Linked DNA regions of Homo sapiens: region 2 is linked to region 1. A link is a loop called in an ENCODE intact Hi-C map of the cell type or tissue named here. Cell type or tissue: natural killer cell. All regions are shown on one strand.

The links. Hi-C counts contacts between places; a loop is a spot of excess contacts. Peaks named below come from ENCODE experiments on the same cell type or tissue, not always from the same donor. Only the 100,000 strongest peaks of a DNase experiment are listed, where the experiment ranks them.
Region 2: a loop joins it to region 1, with 5 times the contacts of the local background. A loop is called at or near these places in 9 of 110 quality-filtered maps.

Annotation. Positions count from the first base shown.
Region 1 is chr9:20,938,196-20,943,195 of GRCh38, forward strand. The region is part of intron 28 of FOCAD (focadhesin); the gene reads left to right. Among named protein-coding and RNA genes, the nearest start is that of HACD4, 91 kb to the right of the region's middle. RefSeq lists a silencer at 3,125-3,174. In natural killer cell, CTCF peaks have their summits at 3,098 (motif pointing left) and 3,301; a DNase peak (open chromatin) is centred at 3,066.
Region 2 is chr9:19,462,512-19,467,511 of GRCh38, forward strand. MAP1LC3BP1 (microtubule associated protein 1 light chain 3 beta pseudogene 1) reads right to left here and starts at 878. Exons shown (of 2, transcript XM_047424278.1): 1 at 805-878. The coding sequence starts at 878. RefSeq lists a silencer at 2,234-2,693. In natural killer cell, CTCF peaks have their summits at 2,346 (motif pointing right) and 2,547; DNase peaks (open chromatin) are centred at 2,340 and 2,590.

The DNA.
Region 1 (5,000 bases):
GAAATACCATTTGACCCAGCCATTCCATTACTGGGTATATACCCAAAGGTTTATAAATCATGCTGCTATAAAGACACATGCACACGTATGTTTATTGCGGCACTATTCACAATAGCAAAGACTTGGAACCAACCCAAATGTCCAACAATGATAGACTGGATTAAGAAAATGTGGCACATATACACCATGGAATACTATGCAGCCATAAAAAAGGATGAGTTCATATCCTTTGTAGGGACATGGATGAAGCTGGAAACCATCATTCTCAGCAAACTGTCGCAAGGACAAAAACCAAACACCACATGTTCTCACTCATAGGTGGGAATTGAACAATGAGAACACATGGACACAGGAAGCGGAACATCACACACGGGGGCCTGTTGTGGGGTGGGGGGAGTGGGGAGGGATAGCATTAGGGGATATACCTAATGTTAAATGACAAGTTAATGGGTACAGCACACCAATATGGCACCTGTATACATATGTAGCTAACCTGCACATTGTGCACATGTACCCTAAAACTTATAATAAAGAAAAGAAAAGAAAGATTGTAGATATATTAAAAAAAGATTATCTTACCAATTTTTAAGAATTCATTATATATTATGTACATGAACTTTAGTCTACCATATTTATTACAAATATTTTTCTCAGTCATTTTGCTGATTTACTTTTTAAAAAGAATATAAATGTATTATTACCACTGAACTGTACCCTTAAAAATGATAAAGATGGTACTTTTATATGTATATTTTACCTTAATAAAAATTAAATTAAAAATTGAAAAAAAAATACAGAAAAAAAATTAGCAGGGCGTGGTTGCAGGCGCCTGTAGTCCCAGCTACTCAGGAGGCTGAGGCAGTAGTATGGTGTGAACCCGGGAGGCGGAGCTTGCAGTGAGCCGAGATCGTGCCACTGCACTCCAGCCTGGGCGACAGAGCGAGACTCTCTTCTCAAAAAAAAAAAAAAAAAGAGTGTGGTTTGAATATGAGTAAAGAAAGAGTTTGATGGCATGGTTGAAGTATCTTGAAAATAGAAAATGATTAATGAGAAAAATAGGGAAATTTAGCTGTTATTTGAATCCAATGAAGAGTTGAGATTTTGAACCTAATCCATGCATTTATATTGCCTTTTACAACCTAGGAATAAGATATTTTCATGTCTCTTTCCATCCCTCCTGCCTCCTCTTACCACCCAAAGATGTTCATTGTAGCTTAGCTCAAGATGTTATAAAGTTGGGAAAAAATGTGAGATTAAGATGCCGCCAACTTTAGCCAGTGGCACAGTCAGGAGTGACTTTCAGGCATTGTCTCCATCAGTTTTCAGGAAGGTTGTTTAAATGCGGGGAGTACCATGGGGATGAATTACCCACCATACAGATACTGAGGTGTTTAAAAATTTCGTATGTCCAAGCATATTTAACTTTAAAATTTATTTTTGTTACTAATAAGTTTCTTATTTCTTCATTCTTACCTTCTTTGTTGATTCTTACCTTCTTTTATTTTATTTTTTTTTGTTTTTATTTTTTATTTTTTAAATTTATTTTATTTTTTTTCTTTCTTTTTTTTAAATTATACTTTAAGTTCTAGGGTACATGTGCACAACGCGCAGGTTTGTTGCATATGTATACATGTGCCATGTTGGTGTGCTGCACCCATTAACTCGTCATTTACATTAGGCGTATCTCCTAATGCTATCCCTCCCCCCTCCCTCCACCCCACGACAGGCCCCAGTGTGTGATGTTCCCCACCCTGTGTCCAAGTGTTCTCATTGTTCAGTTCCCACCTATGAGTGAGAACATGCGTCCAAGTGTTCTCATTGTTCAATTCCCACCTATGACTGAGAACATGCTGCGTTTGGTTTTCTATCCTTTTTAATGAACAACTATATTGAGAGAGAGACGGGTAGGCCTGGACTTCCTGTCCAGTTAGTGGACACTTGCCTGTCTGTTAGAGCCCAATTAAAAGCTCAGGCCCTTCAAGAAGTCCTTCTTCCATCCTCTCCAAACTTTTAGTTCTACGGTTAATGAAGTTTAGTGCTTCATCATTACTAATGCTCTCTAGGTGTCAGTCCTTGTGCAGTTCTCCCTTTTTTTTTTTTTTTTTTGAGATAGGATATCACTCTGTTGCTCAGGCTGGAGTGCAGTGATACCACAATCATGGCTTACTGCAAGTTCGACCTCCTGGGCTCAAGCAATCCTCCTGCCTCAGCCTCAAGTAGCTGGTACTACAGGCATATGCAACCATGCTTGACTAATTTTTTTATTTTTTGTAGAGACAGGGTCTTACTGTGTTGCCTAGGCCGGTGTTGAACTCCTGGCCTCGAGTAATCCTCCCAACCCTGGCCTCCCAAAGTAATGGGATTACAGATGTGAGCCACTGCACCCAGCATAGTTCTCTTTTTGGCTTCAGGTTCAACTGATACTTACTGAGCAGCTGCATACTGAGCTAGGCATTTTCACATCTGTTTCTCATGGAGTTACATCCATGTCACAACCTAAACATGATACTGAAGTAGGAATCATCATCACTTTGGTTTACAGATAAAGAATGTGAGTCTCAGATAGGAGGCTTGTTTCAGGGTCATATGCTTAATAAGTGGCAGAGCCAAGAGAGAAACCTGGGACATCTGACTTCAAAGCCATTTTTCTTTCTTACATAACACAGTATGGATAACACATTTCAATAGAAGGAAAGCAGTTTGATGCTGGACAGTATACTGTGTATTTATTTTTTTTCTGACATGCAAGTGTCACCCACACTTTTTTTTTTAATATTTTAATTCTTCCTTCTGCTTTTTAACTAGACCCAGACCTGAAAGCCTGACTCATGATTTAAAGTATTCCCTTATCTAATGAGATTTCAGGAGTCTAGGGCAAGCCTCCCTCAAGTGAAACAGTGGAAGTCTTACTAGAAGGTAGTTAGTAGATGCGGGAGTGTACTCCCTCAAATGATAGAATTCACCCAGAGCAAATTCACCATGCTTCCCGATTTAATGGACATCTCCCTGCTGAAAGAACCCGCACACCTGGCCAGGCTGGTGTTCGTGAGCCTATCACTAAGATTTTACTGCCATCTAGTGGTAGCTCATTGTGCCATTGTGATCCTCACAGCCGTAACTGTAGTCATGCAGTCATCAATGACCCAAGCTTTGGTTAATTACTACTGAGCTTTTAGAAATGCGATAACATTTGTATAGCGCTTTGTAAAGGGCAAAGCGCTATATAAATGTTAACTGTTATTAGAACTAATTATTAGATGGCCTAGTACTTAATCTGCAGGATTGCCTACAGTAAACTAGGGAATTGAAGATTCATCTCTGATTAATTTTAAAAAATATATATCTGAGTTGATGCAGCAACACAAATATCAGAATTGCTTAGCTTTTAAGTTTCAGGATTTCTTTTGCTGGTGATATTTTAATATACTCTGATAATAGATTCAAATAAGTAATGACATAATAGTGTATGGAATTTAAAAACTCAAATTATCTTTATCATTTGTTAGCACTCTTATAGAACATTTATGTTAGCAACTCCAAAGTTCAGTTTCATACCCAATATTATAATTTGTTTTTATTTCCTCTGTTGGAGACACCAACACTTAACTCCTTTTTGCTTTCAGTGGACAGAAAGTTATAAAAGCTACCTCTGCCCAAGCTATTCTTGGTTCAAAGCTGGCAGACATATCAAAGAGAAGCTAGAATGAGGTAAATATGTGGAATTGCTGAACTAAGCACCTGGGGGAACATTTTAAGACTTAGAACAAGAATAAACACATTAAAATATAGAAGATTTAGAAATCAGAGGGAAATCAGGAATAAAGTTTTAGGACTACATTATTGGTGCATACTGGAAAATTGAGATGAATGAGAGGGGACCTATTCAGAGGGGCAATAGATGTATATGCCATAGCATGTATATACATACACTGTTATATATTCATATGTTACACCAGTCACTTAACTGCCGCTGTAGCAATGAATAGAATCGCTAGTGAATTATAACGTTGCTCAGGTTATAGTAATAATTGCTATGATAAATTTTAGGTAAATGTGAACTAGAAACAGATGTGTTTTTCAAAGCCTTAATACATCTATCTCCTGAGATGATGAAAGAGGGGCTTCAATCTAGGGGATAGAGATATTTATGTGCCCAGGATAGCCTGAAAAGCAAGACTTACATACTTCCTTGTTTATTCAGAAAGTTAAACCCTATTGGAATGAGCTTTGAGAGGAATTTGTTTTCCAGATGAGCCCAATATTCCTCTTTCTGAAATTAGTCTGGCAAGAAACAGAAACTGAATTTTCTTGGTTGAATCTTGCATGATACGTTCAGTGAATTTTACTACTTATAAAATTTGCCTACTACTAAACATAAGAATCAAGCCTTGCTTTTTTCTTCTTCCTCTGTAGATCTTCTCTCTACTCTAGACTCTTAAAATTCTTCATTTGGTTAGTTCTTCAGCTTTCAATAAATACTGGTTGAGTGCCTGTATACGCCAAGCAGTATACTAGGTGCAGCAGATACTGTGGTAGGGAAAAAAACAGAAAAGGTATACCCACCCTTATGGAGCTTTCAGGCCAGGGAAGAGATAATAATCAACCAATACCCCAAATAATTTTCATCAGAGTTTATAATTAAAATTGTATGAAGTAAATTAGCACAGGGTGCTGTGGGAGAGTATTAAAGAGGCTCTCTGCTGGGCGAGAGATGATGTCTCTGAGGAAGTAACATTTGAAATCTTAAGCATAAGTAGCAGTTAAATAGTCAAAGAGAGAACAACAGTCAAATGTGTCTAAGTATTAATCAAATTTTGTCTAATTATATCTTTGGTCTAATTCTGTCAAATTGTTATATGCATCAATATACAAAGATAGCCAAAAAACTTCCCTGTAGATTCTAAATAATAGCAAAGGCTTTACATTCATATTAATCAAGAGTAGCCTTTCCTCTTCCGTAAATGTGATTAGTCTCAAAAGCATGTTCTATTGAGATCTTA
Region 2 (5,000 bases), 1.5 Mb before region 1:
CCATTTTTCCGTATCCTGGAGAAGGTGCCACCTTCTATTGCCCATCTGTCCTGCTGGAGCCACAGCTGTCTTTCTAGAGAGAAATCTGACAGTGTCCTTCCTGCTCAGGCCCCACCAGTTCCTCCCCATTGCTCTTAGAACAAAACAAACCTGATTGGAGACCCTGAGTGTGATCTGAAGTCTCCTCCACGATCTGGTCCCTGCCTTCCTTTCCAGTCTTTCTGGTTTTGAGCATCTCCCCCTTGTCCCCTTCACTCGAGTCTCTCAGAGCTTTGTGTGTTCTTCCTGGTCTTTCACATGGCCTTTGGGCCTGTCTCCATGGCTGTGTAACAGATCACCTCAAAACTTAGTGGCTTGAAACATCAGAAATTTATTCTGTCACAGTTCAGGAGGCCAGAAGTCCAAAATCAAGGTGTGGGCAGGGTTGGCTCCTTTTGGAGGCTCTGAGCAAGAATCTGCTCCATGTCTCTCCTTCCACTGTCATGGGGCTTCTTCCTTGTGTCCCTGTGGCCTTGTGTCTAAGTTTCTCCTTTATCTTACAAAGACATCAGTCATTGAACTTAGGGCCCACCCTAATCCAGTATGACCTCATCTTAACTAATGACATCTGCAAAGACCCCATTGCCAAATAAGGTCACATACTGAGATTCTGGGTGAAGGTGAATTTTGGGCAAACGTTATTTGAACCACTCACTACACTGTCATGTGCCAGGAATGTGGAATCCCCTCCCCACTTTTAGCTAAAACCGCCAGAATGGATTTAGCGTTGTGGAACCTCTAGACTCCTCCCGTGTGTGCACGCACCTTGTATGCACACATAGGTGCACACTGACAAGTGCTGGCACACACATGCCCAGGGCTTCCTCTTTCTCTCCCATGGTCCCTGGTGAAATTTCCTGTAATACCTTTTCATGCCCTCCCTCCGAGGCGGGGAGGGGTACCGCTATCTACAACCAGCTGTGGAAAATACCCCGAGAAGCAGTGAAGGGAGGCAGCACTAAGGAGGAGAGGGGTGTGGGCTGAGCTAGGAAAGAGGAGGTTTTAGGAAGCTGGCCTGGGGGTTCACTTGGAAGAAAACCTGTTCTCTTCCCAAATCTTAGGATGTCTGGTGGGATAAAGCCATCCAGTCTGGCCTCTCCCTACCCGCACCGCCTGGCCTCCTCATCTTTGTATTCCCAGAGACAAACCCAGGGCCTGGGAGACTGAATCCAAACATCAATTTACCAACCAATCAATCCGTAGAGCAGCGGTCTCCAACCTTTTTGACACCAGGGACCGGTTTCATGGAAGACACTTTTTTCCACAGACTGGAAAGGGCTGGGAGTGTGAGGTGGAGAATGGTTTCAGATGGTTCAAGCTCATTACATTTATTGTGCACTTTATTTCTATTATTATTACATTGTAACGTATAATGAAATAATTATTGTAATATAAGAATAATAATTATTATTACATTGTAATATGTAATGAAATAATTACAACTCACCATAATGTAGAATCAGTGGGAGCCCTTAGCTTGTTTTCCTGCAACTAGGTGGTCTCATCTGGGGATGATGGGAGACAGTGACAGATCATCAGGCATTAGATTCTCATAAGGAACATGCAACCTAGATCCCTCCCATACGCAGTTTACAACAGGGTTCACACTCCTATGAGAATCGAATGCCACTGCTGATCTGACAGGAGGTGGAGCTCAGGCGGTCATGCTTGCCTTCGCCCCGGGGCTCACCTCCGTCTGTGCAGCCCGGTTCCTAACAGGCCACAAAGGGGTACTGGTCTGCGGCCTGGGGTGTGGAGACCCCTGCCTTAGAGCAAAAGAGTTTTGGGGTGTGGTGAGAATACCTTGCCCGGGTGAGGAAGGCTTCCTGGATTGGAATGCGGCGTCCAAACTGATACCTGACGGGCAGCGAGCACTAGGCCAGGGGAAAGGTCTCCAGGCTGCCAGACCGCTGGGCAGATGATGGCTCTTCTGTCCACGGCACCTGGTTGGATGTCAGGAGTACTGAGGAGTGTGTGTGTGTGCGTGTGAGTGTGAGTGTGTGCGTATTTTTGTGCAGAGCAAGCGTGAAAGAAGCCAACAGGAGCCATACCCATGAGTTGAAAATATCAGAAAGGGGAGCTATGACCTGCAAGACACATTGTGAGTGTGGTGTCTTGGCCATTGTCCGCTGGGACCACAGGAAGGTCAGGGATGCACTTCTGCTTGGTCCTACGGCTGGCAGTTGGGAGATGCGGGCGTGGGGAGCGGAGCCCGATGAGTGTAGTGTCTGGAGCGGACTGGGAGCAGCTCGGCCTGGGTGTCCGAGGAGCGGGCGGGCGCTGCTCCGGGCGCCCACCAGGGGGCAGTGCTGCCGGGCGAGAGCGCGGTGGGCTGAAGGGCGCGGGGCTGCGGGGCTCGGGGGTGTGGGACTAGAAGGCGCGTGGCTGTGGGACTAGGGGCTGGCGGGCGCGGGGCGCGGGGCGCAGGGCTGCGGCGGGGGCGGCCAGGGCGGCTTTTGCCTCCCACGCAGGCAGGAGAGAGTTCTTGCGTGCCTGCCTATACTCGCCGCCGGGCATGTTTCCAGGTGAGCGGACCGTGCTGACTCTGGGCTGCAGAAATGCGCCCCCAGAGGAAAGCTCTGCGCTTTGCGGGAGCTCTTTAAAGCCAAGGTTCCAGAGAATGGATTTACCCCAAAGCTGATAACGCTAACGCTTCTGCCACCCCAAGGCCGTGTTCATGCATATATCTATACGAGATTCCCTGAAAGTGTGTATGTTTCAGGCCCACTGGGCTCTGCCTCTTGGTGACTCCACTCCAGGTTTCAGTTTGGTTGGCCCCTTGACGGTCTAGATCCCTAACCCCCAGATCCACCAGAGCTACTGAGAAACTGGGGCAAGCCTCCACAGAGACAAGCGACTTGGGGTATGTGTGGGTATATGGGTGTGGATGAGAGAGTGAGCGAGCGAAGGAGTTCAGCAGTATAGATGCCAGTAGCACCTACCCTTCCAGTTGTGACAACCTAAAGTGTCCCAAACATTGTCAAATGTCATATATCTGGCGAGGAGAGCCGGGAGTTGTTCCTGGTTGAGAACCACTGATTTAGAGATTGTAGCTTTCCTTTTCCATTGCTGCTTATGGGTTAAGCCTCACGTCTTTTCCAGAGGGGTTGTATTGTGACTTGTACAGCCTCTTCCCGGAGATTTCTACCCACCAAATTGAAAGGGTCACAGGCCGACTCCGGGGGTGAAGAGCCTGGGTTCAACCGAGGAAAGGGCCAGGGGCCTCCTTTCCTCCTGTGGCCTCGGCTGCAGCCTGCGAGCTGGGGAGAAAGTAGCTGCTGGCCTGGCCGGGGGTGCTGCGCTCTGCTCCCAGTTTCTCTCTTCCAACAGTTAGAACATGAAAGCTGGAAGCGATCCTAGAGGGTGTCTAGTTCAACACCTGCCCCTTCCCTTAAAGAAGTGTTTACGATGAGAACACTGACATTCAGAGCCCTGAAGCGTGTCTTCCAGGGCTGCGTAGCTTTTATGAGGTAGAAGACCAGGCCCAGGTGTCCTGACTTCCAGCCTAGAGCTTTTACTGCTCCATGGGCAGCCTCTCTGAGTCCCCTATTAAAATGCAGTCCCCCTGGAGGGCACACACCATAAACTAGATGAGTGGCTGCCTAATAAATGACCCTGAAACTTAGTGGCTTGAAACAAAAATAAATAGTCTCTCAGTTTCTCTGGGTCAGGAATTTGGGAGCAGCTTGGCTGGGCAGTTCTGCCTCAGAGTCTCTCATAACTTTCAGTGAGATGTTGGTCAGGGCTTTTGAGTATAGACTTTGGTCAAGAATCTTCTCTTGGCCGGGCACTATGGTTCACACCTGTAATCCCAGCACTTTGGGAGGCCATGGTAGGAGGATCACTTGAGGCCAGGAATTTGAGGCTAGCCTGGGCAACTTGGTGAGACCCTGTCTCTACAAAAAGTACAAAAATAAGCCGAGTGGGGTGGCATGTGCCTGTGGTCCCAGGTACTTGGAAGACTTGGGTGGGAGGATTGCTTGAGCCCAGGAGGCCAAGGCTGTAGTGAGCCATGATGGCACCACTGCAACTTCAGCTTGGGTGACAGAGTGAGACCCTGTCTCAAAACAAAACAAAAACCCACAAAAATCTTCCACAAAAATCTTCTCTAAGCCTCAATTTTCTCATCTGTAAAATGGAGATAATAACAGAAGTTATTTCATAGGCTGTTATGAGGATTAAAAAAATAATTCTTTTGTGGCAGAGATTTTCAATTTCTTACTCTAATATCACTTCCTCTTTCTTCCTTTGTAATAGAAGCTCCAATATTTAGCTGGAAAGTTGGCTGCCTGGAATAAAAGTCTCCATTTTTCATCTTTTTTTGTTTTTCCAACCAGTTCTGTCTGAAGACATGTATAGAAGTGGTATATGGCACCTTTCAGGGAACTTTCTTTAAAAAACAGTATCTCCATTTGCTCCTTTTATTTGTTGCCCTCCTCTACTCTGCTTCCTGGAACGTGGATGTGATGGCTGGAGCTCTGGTTGCCAACTTGGGACACAAGGATGAGCATCATACCCCTGGGATGATGGAGTGATGGACAGGAAGGAGTTTGGGTTCCAGAAAGTTCTGTGCAATTGTCATACCAATCTTGCACTGCCTAGGTGATAGAGAAATAAAATTAAACTTGTTTTTTTCGGCCGGGCGCAGTGTCTCGTGCCTGTAATCCCAGCACTTTGGGAGGCCGAGGTGGGTGGATCACTGGAGGTCAGGAGTTGGAGGCCAGCCTGGCTAACATGGCAAAACCCCATCTCTACTAAAAATACAGAAATATTAGCCGGGTGTAGTAACACACGCCTTTAATCCCAGCTACTTCGGAGGCTGAGGCGGGAGAATCACTTGAACCCAGGAGGTGGAGGCTGCAGTGAGCTGCACTCCAGCCTGGGAGACAGAGCAAGCCACCATCTCAAAAAAAAAAAAAAAAAAAAATTCCCCTCTTGTGTTTTAAAAAATCGCCCTCAAA